Regions from separate parts of the Mus musculus genome. Here region 1 is linked to region 2. A link is a loop called in an ENCODE intact Hi-C map of the cell type or tissue named here. Cell type or tissue: left cerebral cortex. All regions are shown on one strand. Links, peaks and the distances in the headings refer to the core of each region. The heading gives the core; the rest is flanking DNA. Region 1 holds the start of Spen (spen family transcription repressor). Region 2 holds the start of Szrd1 (SUZ RNA binding domain containing 1).

Evidence for each region. Hi-C counts contacts between places; a loop is a spot of excess contacts. Peaks named below come from ENCODE experiments on the same cell type or tissue, not always from the same donor. Only the 100,000 strongest peaks of a DNase experiment are listed, where the experiment ranks them.
Region 1: a loop joins it to region 2, with 2.3 times the contacts of the local background. A loop is called at or near these places in 4 of 42 quality-filtered maps.

What each region holds. Positions count from the first base shown.
Region 1 is chr4:141,534,020-141,549,615 of GRCm38, reverse strand. Spen (spen family transcription repressor) reads left to right here and starts at 11,019. Exons shown (of 16, transcript NM_019763.2): 1 at 11,019-11,452. The coding sequence starts at 11,370. B330016D10Rik (RIKEN cDNA B330016D10 gene) reads right to left here and starts at 3,454. Exons shown (of 1, transcript NR_030695.1): 1 at 1,303-3,454. It overlaps Gm4123 (predicted gene 4123), which reads right to left and starts at 14,067. Exons shown (of 2, transcript NR_166589.1): 1 at 13,585-14,067; 2 at 12,199-13,419. In left cerebral cortex, for the core only: no CTCF peak of the experiment used is centred there; DNase peaks (open chromatin) are centred at 3,628, 4,443, 7,592 and 10,915; H3K4me3 peaks cover 2,461 bases; H3K27ac peaks cover 2,746 bases.
Region 2 is chr4:141,133,988-141,149,583 of GRCm38, reverse strand. Szrd1 (SUZ RNA binding domain containing 1) reads left to right here and starts at 9,788. Exons shown (of 4, transcript NM_001025608.2): 1 at 9,788-9,892. The coding sequence starts at 9,842. Fbxo42 (F-box protein 42) reads right to left here and starts at 1,662. Exons shown (of 10, transcript NM_172518.3): 1 at 1,405-1,662. In left cerebral cortex, for the core only: a CTCF peak has its summit at 7,162 (motif pointing left); DNase peaks (open chromatin) are centred at 7,159, 9,029, 9,738 and 10,316; H3K4me3 peaks cover 1,850 bases; H3K27ac peaks cover 940 bases.

The DNA.
Region 1 (15,596 bases), core at 3,104-11,103, 400 kb before region 2:
TCAACCAAAACAACAACAACAAACATCGTTTCTAACACGCTCTTCCTAGCTTGCTTTCTTCTCTCATACTGTTTCTGTGTGCTGCTAAGGTTCCTACTTGAAGGCTCTGGCTAGGAACTCTTCACTGGCCATCCACAGGACTGCTCCCTGGGCTCCTGCATAAACATGTACTTACCAATAAGGCTTAAAGACCATTTAGGATTACAGGGCACACATTATCTTTGATCACCCTGTATTCTTCACGCTAGCACTTACTTTTGGTGGGAGAAAGATGCAGAGAATCAGACCGTGAACAGTGAGCACTGCACGCTTAACACTGAGCTATACCCGCCAGCCACCTCTGCTCATTCATTTCCTTCTTCTGCTGGTTTGTGTTCTCCTCCCAGGCCCTGCTAGGTGACTCTTTAAGAGATCCTTGTATTTTTATGCACTGGTGTATTTAAAGCACCAGCAGGCTCAGGTGCACAGTGGATGGACGCTCAAAAGTTATAACAGATGGATTAAGAGCTTGGCTTTTAGAGACGGCTTGGGGTTTAAGAGCACCTGTCACTTTTCCAGAGGAAAAGGTGCTTGGTTGCTAGCACCTACTACTGTCAGGAGGCTGACAACCTTCTAACTTCTAGTTCCAGGGGATCTGATTCCAATCTTCTGTCCTCCGTGGGCACTAGGCACGAAGGTGGTGCGCAGACATCCATGCAGACCACGCTGTGCCTGCTGTTTAGAATAACAAATCTAGTAGTCTATTGAAGCTATGCGCTTTCCCTCTAGGGATGGCCGATTTGCACTCAGACAGGAGGACAACCCTAGAAGACTTTTTCTATTAGACTGCTGGCTATTAAATATTTATTCCTTAACTTCAGTACTTCTGAAGGGCAGAGAGGCATTTTACAACTAACTTAATGTTTTGCCTCAAAGGGGAAAAACCTACTACAGCATGTAGGAGCACTAACCGCAGCCAACAATATTTGAAGGACTTCCCATATTCCTATATTCCTAAAATCTCAAAAAAAAAAAAGCTCATTTAATTTGACCAGGGAAAGGTTATTATTGTTAGAATTTTAAATTCCCTCCTCTGCCTGATTTGGCATGAAAAGTTGTCTTTTCCTAGAATAATGAGAAACATTAGTGTTTCTAATGTTCCAAAGCACACACAATTTCACCACATGCAAAAAAGGAAATAAAAATCCAAAGGCATGAGCTAAAGGACAGCATTTCTGCTCAGAAGTACTGTCTTAAAAACTGGGGTATGGCAGATGTGGAGATGGCTCCGTGGTTAGGACTCTTTCTATCCTTGCTCAAGACCGCGGTTCCAAACTGCCTATAACTCCAGCTCCACAAGACCCACACCCTTTCTGACCCGAAAGGACATATACACATAAATTTAAAAACCCACAGAACAAAAACAACAAAACATTGGGCACAATAAAAAACAGAGACCGGAGGATCTTTAGTTCAAATTTATCCTCAACTACAAAGCTGAGTTCAAGACCCGCTTGAGCTTCTTGAGTCTTTCTCAAAAACAGTGAAAAATTCTAAAGGAAATAGAATTTAAAATTCAATCAGACTCTCCTTGTCTGTGCAATGAAGTGCTGGGAAATCATTCTCGGAGTGTCAATACACCATATATGCCATATTATTCTAACGTCCCAGGATAAGATTTCACTGATGTCCTGGGGCTGCGACATAGAGAAACCCTGTCTCGAAAACCAACTAACCAAATAATGATTTGAATTGTTTTACTTGGTTACAAGACAAGAAAACATGGTGAACACAACATATTTTAAGTAATCACTACTAAAGGTTTCAGACTATTTATGTAATCTTAAAGACACAGTATACAGTTTTATAACTACCAAGCCCACCTATTCATGAAATTTGAAATCGAAACGCTTCTGCTAAATTTCTCTCATCTGGCAGTCATCAAAATCCCGATTGGTTCCTTCAACATGTTTTGACCTTTTCAGTCTGTCATCATAAGCTTTACCCCACTATTACAGAAAACATAAGCAGTCGCCATAATTACACATAGTGAGAAGACAAAAAAAGAGGTTTACTGTAGCCAAGACACAAATAGATGAGTCAGGACGGGCTGGTTCCTTTATGATACCAGGCTTTTGTGAAGAAAAACCACGTCAACCATTAGGGGGAAGAAAACTGCACAAAAGCTGGAAGTCAAATTTAGCAGCGTTTTTCAAGTTTTCTGGGTTTGCGAAATAGTGCCAGAATTTTCAGCATTACACACAACTAAGATTCGCATTTTTAAATATTCCTCAAGAAGACATTTGCTTTTTCGGAAAGTGAAAGGGCGATGGATGTCAGGCACGTATTTTATTATTTATTTTTAATAAACTCATAGCTTTTTGAAAATAAGTGGAAGTTAAATCGACAGAAGAAAGCCATCACAGCATATTTATTGTTCAGGCTTCTGGGTCAGGGAGAATGGGCCCTGAAAGCCTTGTGCTCCGAGGGCCAGCCAATGGAAGCCGAGCTCTCAGCGCTCCTCCACCTCGTGGGCTGCACGAGCCCCGCCTCCTGGTGCTAGGTTCCGCGGAGTTTCGGCACCTTTGTTGCTTTCGGGACCGAACTTGACTTTGTTTGCAGAGGTGGAGGATGCCGAGCCCGGTTCGCCCGTAAGCCGCTTCCCACGGCGGCGATTTAAGTTTCCCCACGCAGGATGTCATCCCTCGCACGGGGGGACACACCCCGCTTCCGATGGGCTCCCGGATCCCGCACGCCCTGGGGCTGCCTCTCCCGGTTCACACGCTGCTGCTGCTGCGGCGCCGGCGGCGGCTGCAGAGCCCGAGGGGCCTCGCGACCCCCAGGCGGAGAACAAAGGGGGCCGGGGCCGCGCCCGCCGCCGGCCACGCCCATCGCGAGCCGCGGGGCCGCGCCCCGAGCCCCTCCCCCGCCCCCGGGCCGCGCAAAATGGCGGCCGCGCTACAAAATGGCAGCCGGGCGGGCCGTGGCGTGGGGACGCTGTCCCCGCGCGCGGCCGGGGTTCCTTCCCACGCTGTCCATGAGCTCGCGCGCGTGTGCGCGTCACATCCCCGTGAACCCCGGGGGCCCCCCGAGTGTAGACGGGCAGGTCAGAGCGCACACGGGAGCGGAGCTAAGGAGGACGGGGTTCGGGGACCCCTGACCTAGCGCCTCCCTGCCACTCCCAAGCCCCGGCGGCTGCGCCTCCATCTTTTCAATGTCCCCGCCATTCCGCGTCTCCCAGTCCGCTCCCTTGTCCCCACGCTTCCTCCTTGGATGGGAGTGTGTCGTCGGTCGTGGGCTCGGCTAAGGCCGTGTACTTTTTGTTGGGACTTTTCGCTGTCTTCTCTCAGAAAATGGCTCGCTTTCCATTCATCCCCTCAGGTTCCCTTTGTAGCCCTCTTTCCAGAAACTTCTCAGGGTAGCTCGGCCAGCAGCGGCGGCGAGCTCCGCGGCCTTCTCCACCCTTCACTGTCATCCCACCCCGCGCATGCGCCTGGCGGCGGCGGGCCGCGGCCCAGGCGCGCGCCCGGGAGACTGTGAGAGTGGCGCGGGCGCGCGCGGGTCCGCGGGGGCGGTGCTCTCTCACAATGGAAAGGTTGCCTCCCCCTCCAACGTTTCCCTCCGCGGCGAGCGCAAGCGCACTCGGGCGACCTCGCGTTCCTTGGAGGGGCTGGGAGGAGGGAGAGAAATGGGTGGCCTTGCCGCGCGCGTGCGCAGTTCGGCGCCGTGCATTTTTTTTTTTTTCCGCGTTGCCTGTGTGATGAGAAGTGGATCTGAGGACCTTCTTGTCCTGTCCTCCTTTCTCAACCCCCCCTCCCCCCCCCCCCAGTCTCGAAAACGGGTCCCTCCGGCTTGGAGGCAGGCCGGACAAAGCCGAGGCAGTGGGGTCGTCTTGCCCACCCTCTCCCGATCCACGTTTGAGAGTTTCCCGATGGACCTGGAGACCCTGCAGGCCCCGGGTGTTGGGCTGCCGCATTGTTCTCGCCTGGAAAGCGGAGGCGAAGGTGCCCTTGCTGGCGGGCCGCGTGTGCAGACGGAGCTCGCCGGGCCGCTCGGGTTCCCTTCGCCGTGGGCTTGCGCCGCGGTGACCACAGTGACCGCGATCGCACTTCCCAAGAAGTGTAGTGGAAAGGACTGTCAGGGCTGTGGGTTCCTGGGGGTGGGGGGCGGGGAAACTAAGAAACCCAAAACCCCACTTGTCATGGAGCCCACCTATGTGAACCCAGAGTTTGAAGGGCAGCCAGAGAAATTGCCTCTCGGGTTATTAGTGTGGGGCGGAGTGTGAGCCAGGAGTCTCCGTGAAGAAAGCACGCTGGTTGTGACAGCCCCACGTCGGGGAGACCCCAGGCTGCCCTTGGCCCTGCTGCTCCCCGGCGTGGGGTGGCGTGGGGGTGGCGGAGCGGCCTGCAGGTGTGTGAGCGCCCTTGACCTCTGTGAGGTCACCCGCCCGGGCTCTGGGCGGAGCCGGATCCGCCTTCCCGGTGGGAACCATGAGCTGGTGACCGGTTCCTCCCGGAACCATTAGTGTGGAAAGCCAGGCTAGAGGTAGAATTCTAGCAAAGCTGTAATACACGGGTTGCAAATGAACACTGAGTCATACAGTCTGTAAATTTGGAGAATCCCTGCCGCACGTTTCTCTGAACAGAAATTATATTTAATAGGGTCTTTCAAATCATTTTTCCACCAGTAGGAAAATAAAGCAAATACTGAGTTGGTTTTTTTAAAGTGTCCTAAAACATTAAAAAAAATTTTGGGGGGATTACATTGTTGAATAACTAGGATTTTTAGAAATATCCTTTACCATTTTTGTTTTGTTTTGTTTTTTAAGTTAGCTGCTCACAATGTAGCTCTGGCTGGCTGAGCTAGGCTGGTCCCTCCTCCAGGTGTTGCAAGTACCAAACTGATCTTAAGGGGAAATGTCCTTTCAGTGCAAGGTTTTTAGGACGAAGAACAACAACAACAAAGAAAAGAAAGAAAGAAAAAGAAGGGCTCTGTGTTAAAATTCAGATGTGTAGAGGTGGGGAAAACACCAGATTTAGGGCGTTTTTTTTTTTATTTACCTTTCTGAGCATTGGTGTTTTGCCTGCATGTATGTTTTTGTGAGACGGACAGATGTTGAATTTAGAGACAGTTGTGAGCTGCCATGTGGGAGCTGGGATTTGAACCTGCATCTTCAGGAAGGGCAGTCGGTGCCCCTAACCACTGAGATTCATCGAGCCCCTATTTAGGGCGTTTTGTCAGTGAAATTGTAAGAGATAACTCTCACTGGATGGGTGTGTGTTTTTTTAAAGTATTTTGAAATTCATCTAGACTCTTCAAAGAAAGTTATCTTCAGACATTTTTGCAGCCTTCAAACTAGAGTCAGTTTTCTTTCATTCTTTCCCCCCCCCCCCCCCCTTTGAGACAGGGTTTCTCTGTGTATCCCTGGCTGTCCTGGAACTCACTCTGTAGACGCTGGCCTCGAACTCAGAAATCCACCTGCCTCTGCCTCCCGAGTGCTGGGATTAAAGGCATGCGCCACCAAGCCCGGCTTTTTCCTTTTTGTATTTTATTTTATTTTATTTTATTTGTTTTTCGAGACTAGAGTCAGTTTTCTAAGAGGAGCCATAGAGCTGAAAACTCAAAAACGGTGAGAAACGTCAGTACATTTCATAAGCAGTTAACCACATTGTGTTTGATTTTTTTATTTCTAGTATTCTATCAAGTACACTTATATAATCTCTGAATTGGTCAAAAGCCGGGACTTGCATTACTTATCTTCTGTTTGGGTCCTGATAGTTTCAATGTGGCAATTTGCTAGATCTGGGGTATTTGGATAATGTGTATCATTTAGGGCAAAGAGTTTCCTTAGAGTTCCCTGCTCCCCCACCCTCCCAAGGTTTTTCTCTGCATAGCCCTGGGTGTCCCGGAACTCAAGATGTAGACCATTGCTGGCCTCAAGCTCAGAGATCCGCCTGCCTTGGCCTCCCTAGTACAGGTATCCCCACTGCTTGGCTTCCCTGCTTTTTTGTTTTTTGTTTTGTTTTGTTTTGAATGTGAAGATTAACACTACTTTTGGGGTTTTAAAGGATAAATGAGGCAGTAAAATGCCATTAATTCCAGCAATGGCAGAGGCAATTGGTAGGGAGTCCAGGCCTGATCAAAAAATAAAAATGAAAATAAAAAAAGAAAAGGATCTATGAAAATGACTGTTAGTAACATTACCATTTGTTCATATGGGATCTATTGTACATAGTGATTTATGGTAGTCAAGTACTAACATTTCAGAGGAACCCTAATTGATTCAGCTGCTGCCTTCCAAGAAAATCTCATTTAATTGGACTGAGGGTGAGCTCAAATGGCATGTGTGGAAACTCTGCGTTTGATTCCCAGCACCACACTGCAAAATAAAGAATCCCAAAGTATATTTGTTATGATTTTTTCCAATTATAAAAGTGAAGAGAAGTTTAGAAAATATAGAGGACTATCTATCTATCTATCTATCTATCTATCTATCTATCTTATTTATTTTGGTTTTTCAACACTGGGTTTCTTTGTATAGCCCTGGCTGTCCTGGAACTCACTGCCTCTCAAGTGCTGGGACTAAGGGTATGTGTCACTACACCTAGCCAAATATTTTTTTTTTTTAATCCACATCCTCACTGATTAAAGTGGCTCACTCCTGTGATCCCCACACTTGAGAAACAGAGGCCATCCCGGACTCCATGGAAACTTTTGGCTATCCTGAGTCACGGGAAGCTATTCCAGAAGAAACAAGAAAATTCAGATTCTGTTACCTGAAACAACAACCATGATTTACATTTATAAGTATCCCTCCAGTGTCTTTTCAGTATAATTCTACAAATATTAGTTAATAACTCTGGATATTAGACAGAGCAGCAGCACTTGTACCCGGAGAAATCTTCCCAACAACTGCTCTCAGATGAAAAAGGCTAGAAAGTTAGGAATCAATCCTCTAAGAAATTATTAAGTTATTCTGTTTTTCTGGAAAACTAAAACCAACAGAGAATACATTATTTAACTCTCTTAGAACATTAGACTATGAAGTATTAGTTCTTGTTAGAGTCTCTAGGTCTAGGTAGACAATATTCAACTTGGGGGTTCTGATAATCTATGAAGATAATTTCCTCACACTGTGTGCTAGTTTGGTATTAGATTGCTCTCTCTCTCTCTCTCTCTCTCTCTTACCATTAGACTCTCAGATACATCAAGTAGTCAAATACTTTTGAGCATTTTATTTTGTTTCATTTTTTGGAAAAACAAAGACTCTGATTAGAACAGGCTTGTCTGAAATTGCTATTGTCCAGTTCTCATGTGCTTTGGGCTGGGTCATTTTAGAGCTTGTTTACATATTTTTATATGGTGGCTTTTAGACGAAATGCATATATTTTAAGTACCTGTCTCCCAGTATTTGTAACTATTTCTTTTTGTATCAATTTGTCGTGAAGTATCTGGTGACTACTCTGTCCTCCTGCCTAAATAGGTATATTAATTACCCACTCCAGAGACGAGGTTACTGCTCAAAGCCTGAGCCTGGCGCTCAGCAGCTTTCCCCATCTCAGCCGCCATTCCGCATGACTGAACTCTGTGAGCATGTCTAGCATGCTAAATACAGCAGCTCTTCACAGTGTGAAAATAGGAGTTGATTAAAAGCAAATCTATTTTAATTCGCCTCTGCAAATGGCTCAGTTTTACTGTCACCTTCCTGGAGTTCTCTTTAATATTCAAATGAGATGCACTTGATCCATTTTCACAGTTAAAACGCAACCTACATTAATGTGATTTGCAGGGATGGGGATGGGCGGTGCATCATAGATAAGTGCTCTATCATGGAGTTAGGGCCTAGAAGCCTTCTGGTTACCCTTTTGCCATGAGTATCAATTACTGTTGTCATTGTTGTTGTTATTAATATTATTTTGAGACAGGGTTTTACTATTTTACCTTGGCTGTTGTAGAACTCAATATGTAGACTGGATTCCAACTCACAGAGACCCGCTGGCCCCTGCCTCCCAAGTGCTGTGATTAATGGTGTGTACAACCATACCTAGCCATTACTAAGCATTTTTTAAAGTTTTATTTTTATGTTGTAATTTAAAAAAAAATTGTGTGTGTGTGTGTGTGTGTGTGTGTGTGAGACAGGCTCTTTCTATGTAGCCCCAGCTGTCAATGGAACCTACTTGAATTTACAGAGATTCACCTGCCTCTGCCTCCTGAGTGCTGATATTAAAAGTGTGCACCACCATGCTCATCTCTGTTTTTATTTCTAATTGTGTGTGTGTGTGTGTGTGTGTGTGTGTGTGTGTGTGTGTGTGTGTGCTTTTCCTCTTTGTGTTTGTGCAGGAGAATGCAGATGCTCTTAGATGCCAGAGGCCTGGGATACCTGAAGAGTTAGACTTACAGGTGGTTGACTGTGAGCCATACACTAGTGCTGGAATCCATCTTAGATTTCTGAAAGAACAGTAAATCACTCTTTGGTGCTGAGTCATCTTTCTATCCCTGACCTAAGCTTCTTTTTTAAAAATCAGAAGATTAGATTATCTTTCTGTCAGCTCTTCTTTGTTTTGTTCTTCCCTTCTATGGAAACTTACAACGATACAGGTTCATGAAGAAATCCCCCTTAAGTATTTTGTAACACAGATGGAAACGGGAAAACAACTTCACCAGTGTTTCCTGATGTGTTGCCAGCAAAAAATGCAAAGCACTGAGAAAAAGAAACTCTCGATTTGGGGCTATGCAAAAATCCTTGCTTGTCCCTTGCCTTGTTATCCACAGCATTTGCACTAGCAATAGAAAGCAGAAAGCCCCAAGGCAGGGATTCCTCAGCCCACTCATCTCCGTGTTTTGTTGCTTCCCGATCATTTCCCAGGGTGGGTGGGTGTCACTGCATTCCTGTGGGGGCTTCTCTCCTCCTACCGTGTGTAAGGTTTGGGGTTTGGTGGCAAGCCACCTTTACCTGCTGAGTTTTCTGATGGACAGATTTTTTTTTTTTTTTTAAAGACAGGGTTGTCTCTATATAGCTATGACTGTTCTAGAGCTCACAGAGATAGTCCTGCCTCTGTCCCCTAAGTGTTAGGATTAAGGACCTTGCCACCAGGACTGGCAACAGTACTACTATTAACAAACCCTCTGGCTAATCTAGGAGGATATTTTGTAAAAAAAAAAAAATAATAAAAATATAAATATATAGTTTTAGGGTTGGAGAGATGGCTCATGCTCAGGAATTAATAGCACTGTCTGCTCTTCCAGAGGTCCTGAGTTCAGTTCCCAGCATCTAAATGGCAGTTCACAAGTGTCTATACCTCTGGTTCCAAGGGATCTGACACCCTCATACAGACACATTCAGGCAAAATGCCAATGCACATGAAATAAATTATTGTTTAAAAATCTAGTTTTAAGGAGACGAGGCAAGAAGACTGCCTGGGCTACATAGTGAGACCCAGTCTCAAAATGAAGAAGAGGGTGGGAGGGTGTCTCAATGCTTGAGGACACTATGCCTCTTGCAGGGGATCTAGGTTTGGTTGCTAGCACATGATGCTCATAACCATCCCTAACTCCAGCTTCAACTACACACACACACACACACACACACACACACACACATATCTCAAGATATATATGTATATATATATATACATATATACAGACACACACACACATATATATCAAGATATATATATATATATATATACATATATACAGACACACACACACACATATATATATCAAGATATATTATATACATATAAACTTAGGCTATATGGCAGACTAAAATGAACAAATAATAAAAAATAAACCCTAGTACTTTTTATGGAACAAAAGAAACAATTATGTGACCCCAAATATTATTGCTATTATTTATGATTTTTTTCCAATTCAAAATACTGCCTGTTCGGTTGGTGAAGTTATATGGTAGCCGAGGTCTACAGTCTCAGTCCTGAGAGGTGGGCACAAAACTAGAAGTGTGAGACTAGCCTGAGCTATATAAGACCCTTTCTCAAAAATATAAACAGTGGCTCTGGAAGACCCTTTCAAATTAAGCCAAACAAAGAAAACACTACCAAGAACTGGGAATGTAGCCTAGTGATATATTAACACACCTTGTTGGACGCGGGCGAGGTCCTTAGGTAGAACCCTAATTTGTGTGTACTGCACACTTTGTAGACCCTAAGGGCACAACGAAACAAAAAGTGTAGGCTGTACCCGAAGCACCATTTTATTTTTGTGTATGAAAAATTAAAGTATGAGTTGCTGACGGTTTTAATGAGTTAAGATTTTTTTTTTCTGTTACTCCACAGTGGCCTTTTGCGGTTTTATCTTTCTGAAAGCCGGCCTTACATGAAAGGTCAACTGCCAGTTTCAAAAGTCTGGAAGGGCCGGAGGTCTAATACTCTCTGTTTAAAAAACCAACTATTCCAAACCTTCCGAGGGGAAACAGTATGGAATGTCTGTATCCTTTCAGCTTTAATTCTTGTGTGTACTGTAATCATGAGCAAAGACATCTTGCAGAAGGTTTCGCAAGCTCCTATATAAAAAGTTGCTTAATGTTACAAGCCAATGATTCTTGGGAGGGATGGGTTTCTCTGCAGCGCTGGTCCCTTGTCTGGGCGGTGAAAAGGGTGGCCTGGTCCCGACCACTTTCCCAAGCAGGCGGGGAATCTAGGCGTCCGGAAATGGTCAGGGGCGGGCCGTAGGGCAGACAGGCATAGGGACTTTGGCCTCTAGAAACCTCTTGGCGTGGAAACTAACCGGGTTCTCTTGTGTTTCCCCAGAGCAACGCCTGACCGCAGGCAGAAGCGGCCCCATCCTCCCCCACCCCGACGCCTCCGGCGGCCGGCCTCCCGGCCTCCGGCGCGCCTGCGCACTAAGCTGACTGCGCGGGCGCCGCTTCCCGGCTCCGCATTCCTCCCCCTTCCGAGCTCCGCGCGCCTGCGCGCCGGCTGGGAGGCCCTCCGCGTCGGGGCGGGAGGACGCGCGCGCGCCCGCGGCCAGGGGGCGGTGGCCAGGCGGCGGGAGGCGGGCCGCGCGCGCCGGTGGGAAGCGTCCGGCAGCCACAGCGCCGGCTCCGTCGTAGTCGCGGCCGCCCGGGTCTCGCTCGCCCCTCCTCCCGCTCCCCCGCCCGCCGCCGCCCGCGCGCATGCGCCGCCGGAGCGCGAGGGTCGGCTTCGGGTGTTTGGTGGCGGCAGAGCGGAGCTGCGAGGCCCGAGAGTCAGAACCTGGGGGAGAGGGATGGTCTCTGCACCGGGGGGAGCCGGAGGAGCCGCCGCCGCTGCCGACGCCACCGCCGCAGCCGCCGCCGCCGCCGCCCCGGCGCCCGCCTCCCTGCGCTGACGGCCGCGTACGAAGCCGGCGAGGGGGAGCCAGCCACCGCGGTCGCCGGCACACCGCCCAGCATGGTCCGGGAAACCAGGCACCTCTGGGTGGGAAACTTACCGGAGAACGTGCGGGAAGAGAAGATCATCGAGCATTTCAAACGGTGAGTGACACGAGGCCCGGAGCCGCGCTGGCACCTCGGGCGCCTCTCCGGCCCGTTGCTGGCCACCGGCAGAGCGGCGACGCGCGGCTGGCTCCGGCGCTCTGGGCGGGCGGCTGCTGTGCGGCCACCGAAGGAGCGGGAGCGCTGGGGGGCTGCGGGATCGCCTTTTTGCGCGCCGCCTCGCAGTCCAGCGCGACTGGCCGGGGCCCCGAGCGCCCGCAGAGCCCGGGCTGTGCGGACGCCGCAGCCGCGCTTGGCATCGTGCGGCACCGGGAGGTGGCAGGCACCCGGAGCAGTGGCCGCTCTCCGGAGATTCGTGCAGCGGCGGATGCTTCAGCTCTCTGCGCGGCTGGGCGGAGCGGGCTGCCTGGCGCTCGGCGGCGGCTAAATGGGCTGCCCGTGTCCCGGAGCTCGCGGGGAAGGGAGCGCGAACGCCAAGCTTGGCGCTGCGGATGCATTCCCGCGCCGCGCTGGTGACCGAGCGTTTTTTTTTTTTGTTTTTGTTTGTTTGTTGTTTTTTTTTTTTTTACAATAGACCCTTCACCTCGAATTCGTTAGTGAAGTAGCCAAAAAGTGCAAAATTTTAGCGATTAGGTATGACTTTTCGGTTTCTCTAAATACTTTTTGCTTGTGGAAGGAAAAGAAGTAAATGCTGCTTTTCATACCCGTTGGTAGCATTTAGCGCTTATTTGCTCCCAGAAACGCGTGTCCGGGTAACTGGTAGAGGCCTCAGCATGCAACCCCACTTACAATGAGAATTTATTCATACTTTCCGCACATTGAGAAAGAACGTAGCAAATCTGCGATCGCCTGTGGAAATTCACTTCTCCTGATATCCAATACCCTGGAAGGTTCCAAGTTGGGCGTACTCTGAATTCCCACTATCCAGTCGGTGCAGGGAATATAATTAGGAGAAGGAACGTCCTCACATTAGAGTCAACCTGGGAAAATGGGTTGTGTCGCCCGGTCTAGAACCTCTTTGGTGAGGCCTGGGAAGCGTGAGCGCCTTCCTTTCTCTCTCTCTGATGGAGGGCCATTGATTCTGTTGGCCGTTGCTCTGACCGGGGGTATTAAATCTTCGCCTCCGGGGCGCGCGTGTGCGCGTGCCCGCGTGTGAAAAGGAGCTGGGTATAGTGAGGCCATTCATAACCTGCCGGGATGTCCTCCGCAGGCCTGGGGGAGGTGCGCGCTGCCTGGGACTCCGGGTGTTTACTACGTTGTGTCTGAGACACGGGAGAGGGGGAGGTCCGGAGATGGAGTGTTGGCCGGGGTGCCCGGGGATGAAAGGGGACTGCAGCAGCTGGAGCGCCAGCAGATGGGAACTTTCTCTGCCCGTGCTGCTCCACCCCTCGGCTCGGGTCTCTGCCCTCTAGTAGCAGGTCCTCAGCGTGGAGAAGATAGCACTCCGCTTTCTTAGGTTCTGGAGTGGAAACCCCTCTGCGCTGTACCTCCTTTAAATCGCCCAGTGGCTCTTCCATGGGTCTCTGCATGGGAAATTGATACGCACCCGACGTGCAAACACGTGCATCGCCTCATTCGCTCTGCTCCTGTGTTGGGTGGTCAGACTTGACATTTTACATCATGCAGATTTCAGAGGCACGGCTTGCCTCAGACCTGGAGTTTGACCCCCTGTGCAAGCCGAGGGAGAGGGAGAGCAGCGAGGGAGGAGGTTGGGCGCAGTCCTGGGAGGCTTGGAAGCGTGGTGCCGCGGTCCGGCTGGTGTGAATGACTCTCTAAGATGGCGGCCAGGACCCACTTTATGTGGGAATCTGCGGAGCCGCTCCGAATGCACGGCAGGGAGGGCGGGAGGAGGCTCGCAGGAGGGCTGCCCGGAGAGCCCGAGGAACGCGGCGCTAGACGAAGGCTCACCGGCACACTGCTGACCCCGCGTTTACAGCAGCGCTTTATCAGATGCTCTTGGTAAAAAGATTATTTGAAGCCTCTGCAGATGTGTGTCCCCAAAACTCCTGTATCGTAAAAGCGACAGTTCTCACTTTGAGACGAATGGATTTTATTTGGTTAGTACACCTTTAATGGGAGCAGAGCATGAGAAGGTAACAGAAAGTAATCTCCCCTTCACCCTTGACCCAGGAATTCCCAGTTCTCACCCCCCCCCCCAAACAGGTACTCACTGTTTCTGGTTTGTTGCTTATCTTTATGCCTACAAAAATGTTCTTGCCGGTTCAGTTGTGGAGCTAAGTATAGATCTCTTTCTCCATATAGTGGAATGTGTTTTGTTGTGATCGCCGCCAGGAAGGAAAAAGAGAATTTGAATCATTTAAACGAAAGGGATGGAAAGGCACTAAGATGACAAGGAAACTTAATGGCGTTCAGACTCTGCCCTGTAGACCTCAGAAACAGAAGAACTCCGAGATGCCTATGTTAAACCGAACCAGAGTGCCTTTTCCTACCCTTTTCCCTAGCTGATTACAACATTAACTAATAACTGTTCTACAGGATTAAGAGGTGTACACTGGGAATACATTACATAAAATGCTTCAAAGACGAATGTTCTTTTAACAGTGGTTAGGCTTTTGCAGTAGGTATTTGGATTAAAAGGACAACAACAACAAAAAACCGTGGAGGCTAAATCAGACAGCTGTGGAGGCAGAGATAAAGGCCTCCCTCCCTCCCTCCCTCCCTCCCTCCCTGCCTCCCTCCCTCCCTCCCGGCTGGCTCTCTCCCTTGCTCGGGTTCTGACCAGTGCTTTCACAGCACGGCAGATGGAGGAAGGGTGCTGATCCACCCCCCCATGCCCCCTAGTGCCGAAGAAAGGCAGCCCAAGAACATGGAGTATTTTTAAAAATTGGCTGTACCTTCTTGCATATAATAAGTCTACTGTGTTCATTTTCTTTACAGCTTTCCATATGCTGAATTAAGAAAATTAAAAGACTGTTTCTGAATAGGGATTTAGTTAACAAAGATCCATTACAGGGCCACAATGGAGAAAGTCCTTTCTTTCTTTTGTGTGGTAGTGGAGCTAAGGGGCTGGAGGGGGCACCACACAACAATTGGTTGCTGTCTGGTAGAGCGAGGTGTGTGCCAGGGCGCCTGGAATTCGAGTTACCAAACGGGTAGAATCCCTCAAAGACTAACCCTTCTCTCTACCTTCCTTTCAGGGTTAAGTACATCACGCAGTGCATTTTCCTTGACTGCCCATCAGTGGTACTTTGCAGATAGGATAAATATTATGTAGTAACTGCCCAGGGGAAGCCTTTTTAAAACATTGTCAAAAGAATGAAACTGGTTAAAAATCTTCTTTATTGAGACAAGGTTTCTTTGGGGAAATAAAGGTTTGTTTTAGCAGGGTGGTTTTCTAGTTAAGAGCCATTATGTATACCCAGCTATCTTTTTGGTCACAAAAATCAGATAATACGACAGCTCCTTCATCCTTGCGGGAGCTCACTGAGGATGTTCGGAGGCCATCGGTGCCATGTCCTTCCTTTACTTGAGTCCAGATGAATTCTATGAAGTTACCTCTAGGTTTGAATATTGTGATTCTGAATATTTAATGATGGACTTCTTTTTTGCATATTTTAAAATTTCAGGAAAATTCAGTTATTTTGGAATAGCGTTAAAATTAATATAGAGTGCTTAAAATGTATTTAATTTCTGGGAAAACTAACTGTGGCAGACTGTGGGAAGACACAGGGGTCCTTTCAAGGAGCGTCTCCGTCTGTCTTGGAGAAGGGACCTTCCCGGCCACCTTTGTTTCAGCCTCCGGGTTGCTCGGGCTTCTCCTGTTTAGTATGCTTAGGAAGAGGCTTCAGGCTGGGTTTATGAAGATATTTTTAGCCCCGTTAACATTGAAGCTTTGGAATTTTTATGTAGAATGCTATAAAGATAGTGGTGCCATGGTGTGCGGTAGCCCAGTCCTTGGAGAGGCTGAGGCAGGTGGACTCTTGAGTTCAAGGCCAGCCTGGTCCACAGAGCCAAGTCCCAGGATAGTCAAGGTTATATACATTGAGACCCTGTTTCAAAAAAACCAAAGAGAGAAAGACAGACAGACACGAAGGCAGCAAGCTTTTCTGCTTTTCTGGGTTGCTTCCACCTCTCACTTTCTCTTAGTTTTAATTTTTGTAATTTTGATTTTTGAGTCGCACACCAGGCTACCGCAGTAGTCACGGGTCGATGCGTACTATAG
Region 2 (15,596 bases), core at 3,260-11,259:
TCACTAAGGGGAAGTGCATACATAAAGCTCTCACGGTTCAATGTAGAATGAATGCTATAGTAAATTGGGCTTATTTCTTAAGCAAACAGCTACGGGATATAAACTGATTATCATGCAACAGAAAGGACACCCGACCAGACTAGACAATTGAATACTCTCTGTCAGAAATATGACACAAGGGGCATCCCTGTCCAGCTTAAGAGCTACAGACTGAATTCTAAGTGATGGTATCTCTTCGCCAATTTATCCTTGTCCCTTTAAATCCATGATGTCATCATTCTTAAACACAAGCAAAACCCGATGTGTTACAAAAGACGTTTGGTGTGTCCAAGCAAAAGAGATGGCCCCGACAATTCACAACAGCACAAATCCATGTGAAGCCATTCTTGCTCCATGAAAAGGCCACCCGGCATCAAACATCTTCTCTACCCTAAAGAAATGAAACTAAAGACTCTCAATTACTACCACTTAAACAACAACAAAAAAGTTCCGAGAAAAATAAATAAATAACAAAAATAATCGAGTGTTGCCTCCGGCAAGTGAAACCCAGTAATGTGTCTGTCTGGTTCTGTATCTTAGATCCATCGGAACGCTGCCACTGTAAAGTCCAAACGCTTTGGCAACTGAGAAACGAAACATGGCTTTTCCTACTAAAACTCCGAGGATCCAACAGACAAAGCAACCGGCTTATTCCAAAGGTTTCCAACCAACTCCAGCATCTCAAGTTTTCTCAGCTGAAGCTACCAGGCTCTCTCACCTAATTGTGGTTTTCTTGATTTACAAACTCGTTGCCACCCTCCACGGACAATTCTCACCGGGGCAAGCCTTCTTCAGTCACAACGTGGACTGCTGTCTCCAGCCAGGAGAGCTGCAGTTCCCACTAAGAGAACACTCAGACGGCTAGGGGTCAGGGAAGGAACTGCTTGTGTTTTATTTCGTCAGCCGATTCCCCAAAAAAATCATCTCTTGGGCAGCTGCAGCTTCTGAGACGCCCGCCGGCCCCCTCGCCGCAGCCCCAATTCAGGAGGGCAGCAAGCGGGCTCCCGCTCTTCACCGAGGACTTCAGGGTTTCAGGGGGCGGGGTGAGGCTCCATGACACCCCGAAAGCCATTCTCCACCCCCTGACCGCGCATCCTTTCCCGGCCTGGAGGAGGACCCGGACCACCCTGCTGAGGAGAGGGCACAGGTCTGCGCCCATCCCGAGAGCTGGCTGCAAAGGGGCGCACGTCCCCACCTTAGCCTGGGAAGCCGAGGATGACGACAGCAAGACCCCAGGCCCGCCAAGACCCACGCCCGCGCAGGACACGGGGCCCGCGCCGGACTCGGGGTGCCCCGGGGTCCCCGGGCATGAAGCGCAAGAGGCGTCGGCGCCTGGCCGCGGCCCCGCACCGGGAGAGGCCTCACCTGGCCCAGACCGCTCCGCGCTCTCGGTTTCGCGTCTCCGGCGACGGTGGCGAAGGAGCCAGGGCCGGGGCCAGAGCACAGCCGCTCTGCCTCAGGCCGGTGCTTGCTGTGCTCGGGGGATCTTCACCGCTGGCGGAACCCGGGGTCGCCCGGAGCCGCCATCTTCCTCCACTCAAACGCCGCCGCGGCTACCACCGCCGCCGCCGCCGTCCCTGATGCCACCGCCGCTGCTGCTCAGACCGGGAGACGACAGCGCGCAGTGCGCATGCGCTGAGGCGGGGCGCGGAGGAAGCGCGCGCGCGCGCACACACGTCAGCGTGACCGGCCTTCCGCGCGGCGGCCGCTGGGCGGCGCCATATTGAGAAGGGCCGAGGGCGCGGAGCTTTCTAGGACTCTTATCAGGATCGGCGCGGCTGAGCGCTGGTATCTGAGCTGTTTTTCCGATTGTTTGATAGTGCAGACTTAGATTAAGGCACTTGTGCCCCCAGGTACCCACGGGTTGAGCGTAGAGAAAGGGCAATGGGGAACGGAAGTGCCTTTTAGATATCCCCAGGGAGAGGAAGCTCCCGGCGTTGGAGCCTCTGGAAACTGTAGCAGCAGCTATGTTGCTACCAACTTTAAAAAAAAAAAAAAAAAAGAGGAAACCCAGTCTCAAAACTCCCGGTGTAGAGCGGAGCCTGGGAGGAAACAAGCCTGTGTGTTTCTCTGTGCTTCCCAGTGTGGCCATCACCGAGGAGTGGGGTCCCGCTCCCACAAAAGAGTCTCACTTCAAGAAAGCTGTGTGTAGGTGAGAACCTTCTAGAACCCATCCCTGCAGATGTGGTTTAAGGAAATGCCAGACATAGAGAGCTCAAGCTCTTGTGCAATTGGAGCATTCTGAGACATCAAGCGAATAGCCCTGGGATAAAGTAGACCTAGGCTTGTATAGCCCGTGAGACGTGGTACTAGGTCAAAAGTACCACGAGGCTTGGTGACACTCCTTTAAGTCCAGTTATGCAGGAGGTTTAAGGGCGAGAATTGCTTGATCCAGGAGTTTGAATCTACTTTGAGGAACCTCAATCTAAAAAAAACATTTATGTTCCTCATATAAACATTAGAAAAAACTCTGGCACGCAGTAAGTGAGAAACTAAGAAATTCCATTGCCCTGGCATGGTGGTTGACTATTAATCCCAGCACTTGGGAAGCAGAGGTAAGTAGATTTCTGAGTTCAAGGCCAGCATGGTCTACATAATGAGACCCTGTCTCAAAGAAAAAGAGAAAGAAGTCTTGGCTTGCAAAATGGCTCAGCAGGTAAGGGTGCTTCCCCCAAGCTTGAAGACCCGAGTTCAATGCCTAGAACCTACATGATGGAGGGAGAAAACCAATGCCAACTCCCACAGTTTCCACCCTGATCTTCATTCTCAAACAATGACACTTGTGAACATACATACAGTAAATATTGCGTGTGCCTGAGCATATCTTGTGCACCACGTGTGTGGGTGCCCTTAGAGGCTAGTAGAGGGTGTCAGATCCCCTGGAACTGGAATTATAGGCAGTTGTGACCCTACCACCGCCATGTGGGTGCTAGGGATTGAACCTGGGTGGTCCTGCAAGAGCAGTACATGTCTTGACCGTCTCTCCAGCCCTGTAATCTAAGTTATAACATGTTCTAAGAACTCACGCTAGGTTGAGATAGCCCAGCAATAAGAATCTGTTTACCGTCAGGCATGGTGGTGCATGCCTTTAATCCCAGCACTTGGGAGGCAGAGGCAGGTGGATTTCTGAGTACGAGGCCAGCCTGGTCTACAGAGTGAGTTCCAGGACAGCCAGGGCTACACAGAGAAACCCTGTCTAGAAAAACAAAAAAAAAGAGAATCTGCTTACCCCTCTCTAGAAGACCTACATTCATGTGCCAGCACCTACAAGCTACTCACAACTGTCTAATACCAGCTCCAGGGGGTCTGACACCCTATTTGACCTCTTTGGGCACCCACCCACACAGCACACACACACTCAAGCATAGATAAAAACAAAATCTAAATATATATATGTATATATATTAAAACAAGGCTGCTACTGGCCTATGGTGGCACACACCTTTAATGACAGCACTCAGAAGGCAGAGACAGGTGAATCTCTGGGTTTGAGGCCAGCCAGGTGTACAGAGTAAGTTCCAGGACAACCAGAGCTCTTCCACAAAGAAGCGCTGACTTGGGGTACAGGTGGGGAGAATTGCTAGGTCATGTTAGAGTTCAAATACAGAACCATTTTACCCTTAGCTCAAAGATAGGCGGGAGTTTTGTTGCTTTGACGAAAAGCTTTATCATTAATATCCATCATATATAGACTAGTACCCAGCGGAGACTCACTGAATATATGTTGAATAAAAGAATGAACTGGAGCCGGGCGTGGTGGTGCACGCCTTTAATCCCAGCACTAGGGAGGCAGAGGCAGGCGGATTTCTGAGTTCGAGGCCAGCCTGGTCTACAGAGTGAGTTCCAAGACAGCCAGGGCTATACAGAGAAACCCTGTCTCGAAAAACCAAAATAAATAAATAAATAATAATTAAAAAAAAAAAAGAATGAACTGGGAATTTGAGAACTAAGAGGGGATTCAGCGGATGCATGTTTAGTGAACACCTACTATGCACCAGAGTGCAGATGCATGTTTAGTGAACACCTACTATGCACCAGAGTGCGGATGCATGTTTAGTGAACGCCTACTATGCACCAGAGTGCGGATGCATGTTTAGTGAACGCCTACTATGCACCAGAGTGCGGATGCATGTTTAGTGAACGCCTACTATGCACCAGAGTGCGGATGCATGTTTAGTGAACGCCTACTATGCACCAGAGTGCGGATGCATGTTTAGTGAACGCCTACTATGCACCAGAGTGCGGATGCATGTTTAGTGAACGCCTACTATGCACCAGAGTGCGGATGCATGTTTAGTGAACGCCTGCTATGCACCAGAGTGCGGATGCATGTTTAGTGAACAGCTACTATGCACCAGAGGGCGTGCCATATCTGTCTGTTTGTGGTTTTCTGTTTGAGATAGAGTCTCACAGTGAAGTCCTAATTTGCCTGGAGCTCTCTTTGTAGACTAGGCTGGCCTCCAACTCACAGAGATGTACTCAACGTCTACCTCCCATGTACTGGGATCAAAGGTATTTGCCATCATACCCAGCCCATCTGGAGGGTTTTTGAGAGAATTCTTATGCTGTAGAACAGGTTATACTTCCTATGTAGACCAGGCTGCTTCAACCTCCCAAGAGCTGGGATTACAGATTTTATATATGCATATATATAAAGATTTTAACCTATATTTCTGAAAGTGTATGAGGGAGTGGATGGAAGTCAGAGGACAACCCATACATAGCAGTTGGCTGTCTCCTTCCAAGGGAGCAAACTGAGGTGGTCAGGATTGGCAGCCAGTGCCCTTACCTACTGAGCCATCTCACCAGCTTGTGACTTAGGTAAAGTTAACAAGGTCCCTGATACATAAAGAGCCTGTACAAGAAAGACAATAAATATGTGTTCGTATTAACTGCAATACATAGAAAAGTTATTAAAGCGAATTATTTATTACTAATCACAGTTCACGGGTTTTTTTTTTTTATTTTTACAATGTGCATGAGAGGGTGTGTGTGTGCGTTTGCTTGTGTGTGCATGCCATGGCATGTATGTAGAAATCAGAGGACAACTGCAGCTGTCTGTCCTTTCCTCCCACCTCGTTGAGACAGGGCTTCTTTGTTCCCTTCGGAGCATTGCCGGCTCCCTGGCCCATAAGCATCCAGGGATGCTTCTGTCTCACTGTAGGCACACTGCGATCACAGGTACCGTTACAGACAGCAGATGCCACGATGCCCAGATTGAGGTAGGTTCTGTCTGTTTGAACTGAGGTCTCATGCTTTTGTATTGTAAGCATGTTCCCAACGAGCCCTCTCCCCCGCCTCACTCAGTGCTCATTTTATTAGGTACCTAACACTGGTACCCAGGTGCCACCATTGTGCTCATTGTACAAATGGAGAAACAGTCTTCTCCAGGTTAAAGCTCCCCAAAACAGGCAGGGTTCAAGCCCACATGGTCTTGTCACTTCAAAGCCCAGGCTCTTGAACTCGGCAAGAGTTCTGACAAGCAGGAGGCTTGGTTACGTTCGACCTAGACCATCAGGAGGGAAATTGACTCTCATCTCTCACAGTGGAGAGAATATACGATAATGGCTCAGATTTGTCTCTCGGCCACACGTAGACTGGGACAGATAATGGGGACCAGGGCTAGAGGCAAGGGCTGAGACCGGGATGAAAGATGGTGCTCAGACCCGTCCAGTAAGTTCAAACGTGCTTTAAGAAAAGAGTCTGTCCAAATAATTACAGGAGCATTTTATGGTTTTAGTTATTTAGCTTAGGTAATATATGCACATAGTGCAGCATTCAAAGGCACAACAGGAAGTATAATAAAACGGAAATTGGAGTTGAGGACATGTTTCAGTGGTACAGAGTCTGCCTAGAATCCTCAAATCTGCACACATGTTTAATCCCAACACTCAGGAGTCAGAGGCACGTGGCATCTCTGTGAGTTGAGGCCAGCCTGGTCTTTAGAGTGAGTTCTAGGACAGCCAGGGCTACAAAGAGAAACCCAATATCAAAAAAAGAAAAAAGAAAAAAAAAAGGAAGGAAAGAGACGAAAAGAAAGGAAAACAAACCAGGTGGCTGGAGAAAAAGCAGCATTGGTTGTTCTTCCAGAGGTCCTGAGTTCAATTCGCAACCATCTGTAATATAATCTGACGCAGGTGTATATGCAGATAGAGCACTCACATACATAAAGTAAGTAAATATTTTTCTAAAAATTAACCTACTAGCCCCTCAGATATTTTTGGTCACACCAAATCAACTTCTGTTAACCCCCCTGACATCTTTTCAGAGATTTACAGGTGAGAAGAGATGGGGAAATGTATACATTTTAAATGACTCAGTATCAGCATTTTTGTTTTGTTTGTTGAAACAGGGTATGTGTCGCCCTGGCTGTCCTGGAACTCACTATGTAGACCAAGCTGGCCTCAAACTCACAAATATCAGCCTTCCTCTGCCTCCTGAGTGCTGGGATTAAAGGCATGCACCAGCTCTACCTGGCATCTTTTCTTTTGCTTAAAGAGAAAGAAAAAGTAAGAGAAAACTACACACAGCCTAGCATTTAAGGTTTTTGTTCGTTTGTTTAGTTTTGTTTTGTATGTGTGTGTATAGATGGCTTCATGTGCCCACTGCTCAACTTTTGACTGCCTACGTGTCCTTGTGCCAAGGACAGTCTGACTACGGTCTTTGTGCTTGCATTCCTACCACACCTGGTTTGAAAGTGACTTCCTAACATAAAAGCCAAGCATGAACCATGGCTAACGACATTTCGCCAGAAACAGAAGCACAAGTTTTAGGGTCTCTGCCAATATGTGAATCATGCCATGATCTCAGCTCTTGGGGTTTCCCCTTGGAAAACAAAACTGCCCTGCAGTCTTAGCAGTGAAGTTTTTCTGTCCCATGCTCTCCTCTTGTAGAGAAGGAAACCGTCCAAGCGAAGAAAGGACTTGCCCCGGGTCTCAAGGGATTGCTGGCTTCTTGGTTGCCCACTTAAGTGGAACAGAAGTTATTATTTTTGCAGCATCGTCAAATTATCCTCAAGATTTATGTCCTCCTGAATCTCTTGGAAAAAGTCACAGCTAAAAGATCGTCCTGCCTTTAGGGGTGTCTACCACAGAGGAATTATAAGAAACTGTCTCCCTCTGCTGGCCGCACTCTGTAACTACAAGGCTGAAAACATGCCCATTCCTCGGAAATGTTGGCCATTATAGTTGGTGTAAGAGAGTTTCATTGACATCACTGTTTCCAAGACACAAGAGAATTTGCTTCAAAAAATGTATTCATTGGCTACCTGGTAAAGCACTTGCTGTGTAGGCATGAATACTGGGGTTCGGATCACCAGCTCCACATAGATGACAGTTGAGGGCATGTCTGGAACCCTCGAACAGGCCTGAGTGTTAGGAGAGAGGCATCCCCAATTAGCTGAATTGTCTAGGCCAGGGTCCAAGTAAGACACTCTGCCTCAATATATGGAGAGTGATCAAAAAAGACACCTGTCATGCAATCTCTGGCTTACACACACACACACACACACACACACACACACACACACACACACACACACTTAAAAATGAATTCACAGAAGACTCACAAATACAGTAACCAGAGATGGGCAATATGACATCCTTTGTTCTTGAAGATAGGGAAATAGTCCAATTCTTTGAGTTTCAAACAGGCTTTTTACTGCTTGTGAGATATCTGTCAACAAGAAGCCTGATTACATGAACTGGAATCCCAACTGACCACGGCAGCACACACATTCAATCTCAGTGCTCAGCACACAGAGACAGGTGGATCCCTGTCAGCTGGAGTCAGGCTAGCCCAGTCTACAGAGTGAATTATAGCACAGCCTGGGATACATAGTGAAACCCTCCAGGGGCCAGGTGGTGGGGGTGGGGCTGGGGCTGGCATCTTGAAAGGCTTCAGTATGCAGGCAGAGGTGTAGAGCAGGAGGTTCTAGGTAAGAGCCCCGTGACAACGGACCTGGCAATGATCCAGAATGCTGGGAAATCTCGGAGGAGGAGAAAAAAGCTGGTAACATTTTACCAAGATGGTTGCAATTATGATCACTAAGAATACAAACTGCAAAATGTCACAACAGGAAACTCTTACTTTATTAAGATTAATGGGACCCTAAAAATATGAGGGAAAACCACATTCCAAGTCAGTTAACTTGATTATAGCACCCACATTGCTGCCTTACTCAACAGCATGTTTTTGATAGAGCTAACTATAAGGGACATGTCCCAGAAATGTTGTCTGTGTTTGGGGAAAGGATTAGAGGTGAGACAGACAGGCAAGCCACCCCCACCAGCTGCCCCCCACCCTTCAGCAGTCATACCCATTAGACAGGGTTTCTTTGTGTAGCCCTGGCTGCCCTGGAACTCACTCTGTAGACCAGGCGACTCAGAAATCCACCTGCCTCTGCCTCCCAAGTGCTGGGATTAAACGCGTCCCGGCGACCCCCTTAGAATTTTTAAGGGAAGTCAGATACCGGTTGTGACTCTTCAGTATAATAAGGTGTGTGTGGGAGGAGGGTGGTGGTTGTTGTCTTGTTTCCTTTTGGTTTAATTTTTGAGACAGGGGCTGTCCTAGAACTCATTCTGTAAACTCACAGAGATTCCCCTGCCTCTGCCTCCTGAGTGCTGGATTAAAGGCGAGGGCCAGCACTGCTCAGGCAGTGCCTGCTTCCTAATGCCATGCTTCTCACCATCTTCAGCTGTCTGAGTCTTTTCTTCCTGCTGCCTTAATTCTTTTCTTTCTTTTTTTTAAAGATGTTTTAATTTATTTATCTGTAAGTATACTGATACTGTAGCTGTCTTCAGACACTCCAGATCTCATTACAGATGGTTGGGAGCCATGTGGTTGCTGGGATTTGAACTCAGGACCTCTGTAAGAGCAGGCTGTGCGCTTAACTGCTGAGCCATATCTCCAGCCCAGAGATGCTTTTTTCTTTTTTCCTCTCGAGACAGGGTTTCTCTGTGTAGCCCTGGCTGTCCTGGAACTCACTTTGTAGACCGGGCTGGCCTCCAACTCAGAAATCCGCCTGCCTCTGCCTCCTGAGTGCTGGGATTAAAGGCGTGCGCCACCACGTCCGGCCAAAGATGCTTTTTAATCCTTTCTTTAAGTATAGAAATGTCTCAAGAATGTTGTAAAACAGGGCTGGTGAGATGGCTCAGTGGGTAAGAGCACCCGACTGCTCTTCCAGACTGCTCTTCCAAAGGCCTGGAGTTCAAATCCCAGCAACCACATGGTGGCTCACAACCATCCTAACGAGATCTGATTCCCTCTTCTGGAGTGTCTGAAGACAGCTACAGTGTACTTACATATAAATAAATAAATCTTAGAAAAAAAAAAAAGTATGACTGGTTACCGGGTGTGGTGGCGCACACCTTAAAAAAAAAAAAAAATGCTGTAAAACAAACATGTGACCTGTAGCTTAGAAAAACTTAGACTCACTTTTTTTCTTTTGAGATTCAATTTTTGAAAAAAAAATTAATTTTCAATCATTGCCTGCCCTTAAGAAACGATGGTTCCAAAGCACACAGTTCCCGAACTGGAGCAGGTAACGTCACTTGAACTCTCTCATTCAGTAAACCAGCGAGCGTATTGACCTCATGAAAGATGGAGGCCGATCTGACTTCCCTGCCCTCTTCCAAGATGGCAGACCAGGCGAGTGGAGGACCTGGCCGGGCGCCTCTTCCGGGCTGGGGGAGGGGGCGTGGTCCATTGAGGAAAGCCCTGCGTGCCTCCGCCCGCGACTCAGGCGCGCTTCAAGGCGCAGGCGCGGGGAGGGGTTGGGGGAGGAGGGAAAGCGGCGAGTAAGATGGAAGATGAGGAGGTCGCTGAGAGCTGGGAGGAGGCGGCAGACAGCGGGGTAAGGAGGAGCTGCCGCCCCGCGGTAGGGCTGGGCGGACCTGGCGTGAGGGAAGCCTCCGGGGAGTGGGTCTGGGGAGAGTTTTCCCCAAGGAAGGGTCTCCCACGCCGGGCCGGAGGTGGAAGAGAGGCCCCCGGTCCCGGATCGCCGTGAAGGCCTCTTAAAGGGGCCGCGTTCCATTTCTCTCTCCACCTTTGCCGGGTGCCTCTCCGCCCAGCGGTGTGCGCTTCGCTCTGGGCGCCCCACCTTCTACCCCGGGGCAACTCTCTCTGGTCCCCCGCGCCCTAGGGACCATTTTAAAGTTCTTGAGCTCCGTCTGGTGAGGGAGGGGCTCGGGTGGAGTGCCTGGCTCGGAGGAAGAGCGGGAGGAGGCCCCGAGACAGCGGGGAGCAAGCGACCATGTGTCCTCTGGGACCACTGGGCTCTGGGCCGAAATCCCCCGCCGCTGTGCGCCTTCCGCCGCGGTGAGCGAGCCTGGTTTTTTCTCTTCCTTTCCCTTTTCCTCTTTCAGTTTTAGTCCGAGTTTTCCGGGGATCTCAGCAGAGCTCCCCTAAACTCTGCAAAGCATCTGCTCTTCCCCGGGACCCACCCTAAGATCTGCGCAGTGGGAAGGATCTCGGACTACGTTCTTCTGAGTGGAGGGAAGGGAAAGGAAGAAGGGTGTGATTTGTAAGATAGCCTCATGCCTGCGAGAAGGGGAGATTACCGATCGGTATGATGCGAGTGAGAGTTTTTGCTTGCCCCCAAAAGTTACAGGAAAAGGAAAAATTATCCCAAGTAGGAACTCCTCTATTAGATTCGTGATTCTCGTGGTAATTTCAGAGTTTGAGGTTCGAAGCTAACCCTCGTGGAGACGGAAATGTCTCTTTGGTGACCATGTGTCCGCGCCTGGGCTGGGCCGGGCTGGGCCGGGCCGGGCCGGGCCGGGCTGGGCTGGGCTGGGCTGGGCTCCGCTCCGGTGACATTCACCTCAAAAGTTTATGTGTGGGGAGTCACATATACTAGGATAGAGGAGGAGTTGGGTCTGTCTTCCCCTAGCGCTTCTAACCAGCACAGCAGTGGTGTATCTTCACAGGAATGTTGAAACTTGGCCTCGAAGTTTTTTCCGCTAGTTCAGCATTTCTCGAAAGATTGGTGATGCTTTTCGACTTAGCATTAACGAGCCTTGGAAGGCCTGCTTGGTTCAGCGATTATTTAATAGAGGTTTAAGGTACATTCCCCTTGAATCAAGAAAGTGTGTGTTTGTTTGGTTTTGGTGTTTTTGAGACAAGATCTCTATATAGCCCTGGCTTTTCTGGAATTCACCAGGTAGACCAGGCTGGCCTCAAAATCACAGAGGTCTCCCTGCCTCTGCCTTCAGAGTGCTAGGATTAAAGGCGTGCGCCACCACACTCAACAAATAAGATTTTTATAGAGACTAACAGGTGTCGCTTAGGTATTTATTCACTCCACCTATATTTTTTGAGTGTGTGCTGCCTGTTAGGAAGTGTGTGCAGGGGCTGGTGAGATGGCTCAGCGGTTAAGAGCACTGACTGCTCTTCCAAAGGTCCTGAGTTCAAATCCCAGCAACCACATGGTGGCTCACAACCATCCGTAACGAAATCTGATGCCCTCTTCTGGAGTGTCTGAAGACAGCTACAGTGTATTTACATATAATAAATAAATAAATATTAAAAAAAAAAAGGAAGTGTGTGCAATAGTGACTTCTGCCAGAAAATGCACAATTTCCGGTAGAGGCATTTATGGCCTGCCACTAGGAGGAGTGTCTCCCAAATGCCCCTCATGTCACCTGTATTTAAAAAAAAAATAGGAAAGGAAAAAAAAACTGTTTTTTTTTTCTTCTTCTGATTTTATTTATTTATTTAGAAAAGAATGGGTTTCCAAACCCTGGTTTTTACAGCTTTCATGTAACCCTGGCTGTCCTGGAATTAGCTCTGTTGACCAGCTAGTCTGGAAACCACAGAGCACTGCCTGCTTGTGTGTTGGGATTGGAAGCAGGCGCCACTACTCCCAGAGAAAGTGAGGATGTGTATTCTCTGCTCGTGGACTCGTGGATGTGTGGGTGCCCGGGGATGCTAGAAGCCGTAGGATCCTCTGTAGCTGGGTTACAGACCTCTGTGAGCCATTGATGGGAGTGCCGGGACGGAAACTCCAGCCTTCTGTAAGAGCAGTGGGCACTTCTTTACCCCTCAGCCATCCCTCCAGACTCCAGACACTGCCCTACATTTTTAATATGTTTGCTTTAATGTGTTTGGTTTTTGGTTTTGGTTTTTTTTTTGGTTTTGATTTTTTTTTTTTTTTTTTTTGAGACAGAGACTCATAGTTACTGTCCATTCATTGTGAAGAGACACCGTCTGACCAAGGCAGTGCCTGTAGAGTCTCAAAAACTGGAGAGCAAGCATTCAAACTTAAGAGTCTATGGGAGTTGTTCTCATTGAAACCACCACATAAGGTCTCCCTGTGTAGCTCTGACTGGCTACACAGTCACTGTGTGGGTTTGGTTCTCCATAAACTCTTAAGGAGTTTGAAGCCTCCCAGGTACCCGGCTTCGGGTCTTTATTTGAAGATGTGCTGTTTGTGAATGTCAGGCTTTACACTGTAGCTCAGGCTGGCCTCAAATGCAGACAGAGCCTAGTATTCAGACTCAGCCTTCCAGATGCTGGCACTATAGACATCTCCACGCCTGGCCTCTCAAGACTGTCATGAATTCGATTCCCTTGAGTAATGCCAATGTGTTTGGCATGAAGGAGGAGGGGGAGGGGGAGCAGCATGCTCTCTGCATGCATCCAGTTGACTCTCTGTGTCTTTGAGGTGCGGGTGGTGGCTGGCGTGAACATTCTTGGCTTTACATTATCCTGTCTCCCTTCCCTTCCCTCCCCTCAATGAGTTTCAAATGTGCCCACCCTCCAAAAAGAAAGGCCTAAACAAACAAGCAACCAGAAGAAACCTTGGGTGGAAGCAGAGGCTCAGTGACTGGGAGTTGGCTGGGTGGAAGCTGAGTGACCAGGCTCTGCAGACCCAGCGGGATCCCTGCCCTCCAGCACAACAGAGCTGGCTCAGGAGCTGACGTCAGGCTTTCCCTTGAGTACCCAGGGTAGGGTATGGTGGTCCACTGATGGGAGGGCCGGCTTGAAGGATCACCTCAGGTGGGTTTTTAACCAGGCTGCAGCTCATCTGCGTGCAATCGTTCCTTTGCGAGTTTCCTTCAGAGAGGCTAGAACCACACTCTAAAGACAGTCCAGAGAGTATAATTTACCTTTCACCAAGACTTGCTTCTTTTAAAATGTGCCCGGTGGGGATGTGAAAACTTAGAATTGAGTCATGGTTGATTCAGGCCTATTGATAGGGAGTGCCCTGAGGGTCAGGCCTGGGGCCCTGTGCATGCTGAGCACAGGCACCACCTGAGGTGACTCCTGCTTCCGACTTTGACCTGTGGCCTCTATCTTCAGCAAGTCTCAAATGGCGATGAGAGCAGTTTGTAATTGGAAGACATCTTCCTGCTCCAGAAAGTAGATCAGCAGTTGGTTTTCAAGGCGGGATTTCTCTGTGTAGCCCTGGCTATCCTGGAACTCACTCTGTAGACCAGAGTGTCCTCAAACTCAGAGATCCACTTGCTTTGCTGAGATTGAAGATGTGTGCCACCACACTCAGCTTGGGTTCTGATGGTTTGAAGCTAGTTATACACGCCACTTGTTTAGACAAAAGAAATATGATGTGGAAATGGCCTATCTCCTCTTGTTGATAAAACACCCCAGCTAGAAAAGGTGGTGACAGTGGAGCTAGGCTGGTGGCTGTAATGCACTGCCGCCTCTCCCTGGATCCCTAGGGTTTCCTTTGATTTTTTTTTCCCCCTCAAATTAAGCAGCTAACAGGAAGAACATTTTTTTTTTTGTTTGTTTGTTGTTGGTTTTTTTTTTTTTTTTTTGTTTTTCGAGACAGGGTTTCTCTGTATAGCCCTGGCTGTCCTGGAACTCATTTTGTAAACCAGGCTGGCCTCGAACTCAGAAATCCGCCTGCCTCTGCCTCCTGAGTGCTGGGACTAAAAGCGTGCACCATCACGCCCAGCCTTAAGCTCCTTTTTCAAAGCAGGGTCTTTATGAAGCCCAGGCTGACTGACCTTGAACTCAGGTCCTCCTGCCTCTAGGATCATAGCTGTGTGCCTCCATATCAGTTCCCCCACCCCCTTATGTATTGCCCGAACCAAGAATGAAACCCAGGGTCTCGTATGTGCAGGCAAGAGATCTACCACTGAGTGCATGTCCAAGCCCGAGAAAACGTCTTGTGCAAGTTAAAGGATAACTAGGTAACTAGTCTTCTGGGTTGAGAATTCGGATGTATGTTTACTTTCCACTCGTGTGAGCCAGTGGGCAGTCTAGATATTGCCCGGTCAGTGATGATTGGCCCTGTGAGAAAGTGTCCTTAGACATTGTATCAGTTGTGTGCCAGGCACTGGAGCACTCGTCCAGCCTGTCAGAAGAGCAGCAACACTGTGCAGAAGGTGAAAAAGTGGGTGCCATGCCTGGAACCAGAGGTCTTTATGTTCACACAAGCCTTGAAAGACTGAGTCAAGAATAGTGGTGCACACCTGTAATCCCACGCTCAGGACGCCGGCTGAGGCCGAGGCTCATGAGTCTGAGGCCAGCCTGGGCAACATGCAGAGATTGTCTCAAGGGGAAAAAGAGGAAGAGTAAAAGAAGATTTGAAAGTTGAGCTGAGCGGAGCCGCGTTGTCTGGTAGCTGGGCAGGTGGTGGTGTGGCCAGTGCACGCAGAGATGAGGCGGAGTGGGGAGAGCGTTCCATGCTGCAAGCATTTCCTCCTGGCCGGAGACACTGGCATTGGCAAGACTCAGTGGAAAAAGATGGAGCCAGAGAGGTTTGTAGGGGCGCTTTGAACTTGCTTCTGGGAGCTGCAACTTTGTCCTTAAAGCAGTGGAAAGCTTTAAATAGCCATCTCCCTGCCTCCGCCCTCCTTTTTAGCAGAGGCAGGACGGAGTTAGATTTTCATTTGAGAGATTAAATCAGCTTCTCTTTGGAGGAGAGTCTGTGTTCCGCTAGGTGTTTTGTTTTATTCTGTTGTCGTCCTGGAGTGTGTGCAGTTGACTGTAGTAGGCACAAGACAGTAGATGAGGTAGTCGGGAGCCCAGCTTTGCCAGGCTGGAGGCCTCAGCACTAATCATCATTTCGGGAAGACCTGGGACCTGCAGTGTTCTCTGACGGGATTTTTTTTGTCAAGCTTTTGGCCAGTTGAGGCATGATGGCTGTGAGTTGGCTGAACCTGACCTCTGGAAAGAAATCTGCTTTCCCGTGGCTTCTGAGAAAGGAGGATAATGAGCTTTTCGGCCGTGGCTCCCAGTCCTTTTCACTGGGGCTGCACAGGGCCCTGTTCTCAGCGTGCTCTGGGCTCCTGAGGGAGCTGCCATGGCTGCGGGGGGCCTTTCCTTCTGCAGGAGAAAAGCGGCTCTCTAAAGCTGTGAAATCCTGCAAGAGAAAGTCGCTATTGTGGAGATGTAGTGACCCAGACACATTCTTGGGGCCAGCACTCTTCATAGTCCCTCCTCTAGAGGAGGCAGGTAGCCCGCCTCCACAAAGCACAGTGCTTTCTGATGTCATGAGACTAGGAAGAGATTGAGTTAACCTGGCTGTGGCCAAAGTACAACTTTTTTTTTATTTTTTGTTTTTTTCGAGATAGGGTTTCTCTGTGTAG